Linked DNA regions of Homo sapiens: region 2 is linked to region 1. The links are chromatin loops, found by intact Hi-C in ENCODE. Cell type or tissue: GM12878. All regions are shown on one strand. Each heading gives the region's core, and the rest is flanking DNA. Links, peaks and the distances in the headings are about the cores only. Region 1 overlaps GABPA (GA binding protein transcription factor subunit alpha). Region 2 overlaps LOC105372757 (a long non-coding RNA gene).

Evidence for each region. Hi-C counts contacts between places; a loop is a spot of excess contacts. Peaks named below come from ENCODE experiments on the same cell type or tissue, not always from the same donor. Only the 100,000 strongest peaks of a DNase experiment are listed, where the experiment ranks them.
Region 2: a loop joins it to region 1, with 4 times the contacts of the local background. A loop is called at or near these places in 13 of 110 quality-filtered maps.

Annotation. Positions count from the first base shown.
Region 1 is chr21:25,737,516-25,740,417 of GRCh38, reverse strand. The region is part of intron 1 of GABPA (GA binding protein transcription factor subunit alpha); the gene reads right to left. Among named protein-coding and RNA genes, the nearest start is that of GABPA, 4.0 kb to the right of the region's middle. In GM12878, for the core only: no CTCF peak of the experiment used is centred there; no DNase peak of the experiment used is centred there; H3K4me3 peaks cover 1,930 bases; H3K27ac peaks cover 988 bases.
Region 2 is chr21:25,800,606-25,803,522 of GRCh38, reverse strand. It overlaps LOC105372757 (a long non-coding RNA gene), which reads left to right. Exons shown (of 3, transcript XR_937622.2): 2 at 1,901-2,009. Among named protein-coding and RNA genes, the nearest start is that of GABPA, 67 kb to the right of the region's middle. In GM12878, for the core only: a CTCF peak has its summit at 1,791 (motif pointing right); a DNase peak (open chromatin) is centred at 1,802.

The DNA of each region.
Region 1 (2,902 bases), core at 403-2,902:
ATTCTAAGCGTACTACCACATCTAAAAAGAGGCGTACCTTTAAAAGGAACGCTCCACTAAATTTGGTATTTCGACATTTACAAAAGAGTTGTGCTCCCACTTACAAGATTTCACTAAATGAAGAATTTAAATGTTCATTTGTATTAACCATTACTCGCCGAGCATCAGGCACTGCATTCAAATGCTTTGCATAGAGCAATCTTATTTTGAGCTCCATCTCATACGAACGCTATTCAGAGGTGAGGCTAAACCACTTGTGGCTCCATGTCACAGTTTTGGTGTATCAACCTAAGTAGGTATCATTCCAGATGGGGATGAACCATGGTTGTCCAAATATAGGCTCTGTATTGCGTATATCAGTACAACAGCCACCACCACCCCTTACCTGGAGTACTGCAACAATCTCCTAAAGGGGGTCCCTGTGTCCACTCTTGTCCCCTCACAGTCTATTCTCAGTCAATACAACGGCCAGAGTGTGATCGTTTTTAAAACGCAGCTAGGGCCAGATACGGTGCCTCATGCCTGTAATCCTAATACTCTGGGAGATCGAGGAGAGAGGACTGTTTGAACCCATGAGTTCAAGACCAGCCTGGGCAACATAAAAAGAACCTGTCTCCTATAAAAACATTTTTAAAATTAGCCAGGCATGGTGGTGTGCAACTGTTGTCCTAGCTACTTGGGAGGCTGAAGTGAGAAGATCGCTTGAGACCAGGAGTCGAGGCTGCAGTCAATGATGATCGTGCCACTGCACTCCCTCCTGGGCAACAGCGAGACCCTATCTCTTGAAACAAATAAATAAAAGTAGAAGGTCCTTAAAAGTAGAAGAGGAAATTGGAAGAGAGAGCCAGAGTGATTCAATGTGAAGATCTGCCGGTTAGCTGTGACTGGCTTTGAAGATGGAGGAAAGGAGCTTTGAGCCAAGGAATGCAGGTAGCTTCTGAAAGCTAGACAAGGAACGGATTCTCCCTCGAAGGCTCTAGAAAAACAGCACTGGCAACACCTCATTTTAGCCCAGAGACCTACTTCATATTTCTGACTCCAAAACTGTAAGATAATAAACAGGTGGTGTTTTTAAGCCACTAAATTTGCATAATTTGTTACACTAGCATTAAGAAACTGAGTCTCCCTTCCCACTTTAGAAAGGGCTATAACTCTCCTAAGTTCTCAATATCTCCAACTATGGGGTAGCTGGTTTTCTGACAAATAGCTGGCACCCAAATCTAGACTGCCTGATACAAAATGATCTAATTTTTCCCACGTAATTAAGGTTGCTCTCAGGCTTGCCCTTTAAGGACGAACAATAAAAGGGTAAGGTTCTCCACTGGGATGGACGCATGCATATGGAGCAGACTGCGCAGGCTCCGTTCACAAGCACATCTAGCCGACTGCGCAGATTCTGTTCACGTGCATATCTAGCAGAATGCGCAGGCTCCAGCAGGCTTTTTTGGGGATGATGAAGAAATGAAGACCCTCTGTTTTTGGTTTTTTTTTTTCTTGCTGATGCTGGTCTAATAAGCCTTCCTTTTCTCCAATAAAGCCTATTCCTTAACTGGTGCTATGTGTAAAATTGTGGAATTCATCCTGAGGGCTGAAGAAAACAGGTGGAAACCGAGTAGGGATCTACCTTGAAGGACAACATAAGCTTCCAGGGCAAGAATATGTGTTCACAAATATATACAAAGTACTCTGAAGAGTACTACCTTCAGCAGGCACTCCACCAATATGTGTTGAATAAATGAATAAGAACTATTTCACACCATATAAAATGAACTACACATGCCTTAAAGGATTAAACATACAAGGCAAAACTATGAAACAGAAGAAAATGGTGGGGACATTTTTGTGGTCTCAGGATAGAAAAAGATTTCTTAAATAAAATTCCAAGAACATAACCGTAAGGAGAAAAATCTGATTACATAAAAATCAAGATTTATGTTCAACAGACAGGCTACAGAATGGAAAGATGTTTCCAATACCCAAAAGTGACGATGGAATAGACAATGGCCTGGAATTTGATAACCAAAAAAAGGGACAAATTAGAAAAGTAGTTAAAGCATAGGAAAAGGATATTCACATAACGGGAAACCAAAATAACTCAGGATACAAAGAAATGCCCAAATTCAAATCATTCAAAAGTTCAATTTAAAACAAGAAACTACCACTTTATACCATGTGTGTGTTGGGGGCAGGGGGCGGCGGCGGCGGCAAATGTCAGAAAATTAAATAACGAGAGCAGTTAGCAGGGACATAAGATTCCCCTATCTCTGGAGATGTGGTGTACACACAGGTGTAGACATTCTGGAGAAAAGTATATCAAGCATACTCATACCTATAACCCAGCAATTTCATCCCTAACTAAGCATTCCAGAAAAATTCTCAAATTGGTTAACAGGATTGATTGACAATGTTCAGGGCAGCTTTATTGGTGACAGCTGGTGCCAATCCAAGTGTCTATTTTAAGAAAGTATTAATCAAAGAAAATGTGGAGAAAGTATACACTATGGAATTTCAGTATTGGTTAAAAGGAAATAATGTCCACACAAAATAGATATATTATAAAAAACTGTTGTCTACAGAAAAAAGTGAGAATCAGGTTTATAGCAGAATAGCACTTAAAAAAAATCACTTATTTTCAGGGCTTATAAAGAGGTCCACTCCCATCTCCACAACCAATTTTTTTAAAATTAGAAAACATAAATTTTCTGGAAACTTTGGCAAGATAGAAAAAAAAGCATTATGATGTAGCCAGAGGCTGAGAAGTGGCCCTAATGGCGTATCAGCAGGGACACCTGGGGCTCCCCTAACATAAACACTAAAATAGGAAGTTGCTACAAAGAAATTTATCCTATGATCTTTCAAAAAATTTATAGACCAATCCCTAGAAAGTGCCAAATAGAGAAAA
Region 2 (2,917 bases), core at 294-2,793, 63 kb before region 1:
TGTAGGCAACATGCAGCTAGATTTTGCTTTATTATCCATTCTGATCATTTCAGTCTCTTTAAAAGGTGAGTTTAATCTGTCTACCGTTAGTGATTATTTACACAGCTGGAATTGTTTCTATTTTCTTATTCTCATTCTTTGCTTTTTCTTTTCCTGATCTTCCTGATCACCATACTTTTTATTTGCTTCATTATTGCTTTTCTGCTCTTTCATTTTCTTCTTGCTTAGAGGTATAATTTTATTTACATAGTCCATATTATTCTCACCAAAATATTTTATCAGTTTCCATATTTACAGTATTTTTGTATCTCAATGCCTTTTCTTTGGGTTCAGATTTTTTCCTGCTGAAGTATATCCTTTAATAGTTTTTTGTTGTTAGTATTGTTTTTATTTTATTTTTTATTTTTCTTTTTGAAATGGAGTCTCGCTCTGTCACCCAGGCTGGAGTGCAGTGGTGCCATCTTGGCTCACTGCGACCTCCGCCTCCCAGGTTCAAGCGATTCTCCTGCCTTGGCCTCCTGAGTAGCTGGGATTACAGGCATGTGCCACCACGCCCGTCTAATTTTTGTATTTTTAGTAGAGACAGAGTTTCACCATGTTGGTCAGGCTGGTCTCGAACCCCTGGATCTTGTGATCTGCCTGCCTTGGCCTCCCAAAGTACTGGGATTACAGGCATTAGCCACCATGCCCAACCAGTATTGTTTTTAATTAAGAAGACATCTGTGGCCAACTCTTAGTATAGCCCTCATTCTCTGGGTATAAAACACTAGGCTAATAATTATGGCCTTTAAGGTTATTTAAGATACTATTTCACTCTATGCATCTATCTTTGCTGATAATAACTTCAGTTATTAATATGTGGTAATCTTTTTTCCCAGTAACTTAAATTTTCCTAGTTTTACTATAATGTGTCTTATTTTGGTTTATTTTTCATTATTCTTGGTACTTGAACTACCCTTCTAGTAAATTTATTTTATGTTTTAACTTTTACTTTTTTTTTTTGCGACAAAAATCTCACTCTGTTGCCCATGCTGGAGTGTAGTGTTGCAGTAATGTGATTATGGCTCACTGCAGCCTCGAACTCCTGGGCTCAAGCAATCCTCCTGCCTCAGCCTCCTAAAGTGCTAGGATTACAGGTGAGAGCCACTGTACCCAGCCCTCTCCTAATTTAAAAACTTGTGTTTGAACTTGATTCTGAGAAAGCCTTAGCTAGTCACTGTTTAAATATAATTTCTCTACTCTTCCCTCCATTTTCTTTTCTGGACCTTCTTTTGAATACATGGGGAAAGCCTTCCATCTATCCACTATTTCTGCATGAATGGTTTCATCAACTAATTTTCTCCTTCAATTATGTCCAATATACTTTATCCAATTTCTTAAGGTATATTTATGATTTTTATTTTTCATATTTCTAATCAGTTATTTTTCATGTTTACCCATAGTTGGTTTATTTATGCCTATTTTGTCTTACATTTTTTTCTCTACCTTTTACTTTTTTTTTTTTAGAATATTTCTCTTAATTTTCCCTTGAAGTACCTTAAATATTTATGTGAAAGTCTTCTTTCAGATTGTCCTATTATTTTTATCTGACCCACATTTACTTGATGATGATCTTGCAGTTTTCTTTCTTGGCATTGCATTTCTTCATGCATTCTCAATATTTGGTTTGCAGGCTCCTTGGCTGTTTTTGCGTTTTGCTTTTTGCTTTCACTCCCTTCGGGTACTCAATCCTACTTGCCCACAGCTTGGACATTGCTTCCACTCACCTCTAGGGGGCGCAATGCAGAACCAAATCATTGCACAGGGCGCGGCTGGAGACACTGCAGTTCAGTTATGGGCCTCTGGGGGGCTCGTCGCATGCCGTTCCGGCTTGTGAGTCTGTGTCCTCCCTCTTCTTCAGGTCCACAGAAACCCAACTGTCGCAGAAACCTGAGTGGTAAAGTGTCAGCAGCAGGAGTTCTGAATAACATTTCAGGGGCAGAAAAACCGCACTGGCCTTTCCTTCAATGGTGAGCAGACTCTAGCCCGTCTTCTGCGGAGCGATTTATCCCGACAGAGCCCAACTCCGACCCACAACCACAGTCCTGGATCTTCAGCTCACTCATCTGTCTCTGTCCAAGTGCTGCTTCCCAGTCTACACAGACCCTAATTTGGGTTTTGAGCATCACTATGCCTTTTTATATCTTCATTTTATATTTTCACCACCACTGCTGTATGTTTAGAAAAGAAGAAATGTCCCAAAGAGGCTGGGCTCGGTAGCTCACGCCTGTAATCGCAGCACTTTGGGATGCCGAAGCAGGGGGATCGCTTGAGGTCAGGAGTTCGAGACCAGCCTGGCCAACATGGCAAAACCCCGTCCCTACTAAAAATGCCAAAATTAGCTGGACGTGGTGGCGGGGGCCTGTAATGCCAGCTACTCGGGAGGCTGAGGCAGGAGAATTGCTTGAACCCGGGAGGCAGAGGTTGCAGTAGGCAGAGATTCCACCATTGTATTCCAGCCTGGGCGACAGAGCAGGACTCTGTCCAAAAAAAAAAAAAGAAAAGAAAAAAAGTTCCACACAATGGAGTTAGCATCCACTTGAATAAGATTCTGTATTAATTCAGGATCAAAAGATTTGAGAGGAAAAAAAGGTTTTTGTTTGTTTGTTTTTTTGAGACGAAGTCTCACTTGGTCACCCAGGCTGGAGTGCAGAGGTGTGATCTCAGCTCACTGCAACCTCTGCCTCCTGGGTTCAAGCGATTCTCATGCCTCAGCCTCCTGAATAGCTGGGACTACAGGCACGTGCCACCACGCCGGGCTAATTTTGTACTTTTAGTAGAGATGGGGTTTCGCCATGTTGGCCAGGCTGGTCTCGAACTCTTGATCTCAGGTGATCCACCTGCCTTGGCCTCCCAAAGTGCTGGGATTACAGGCATG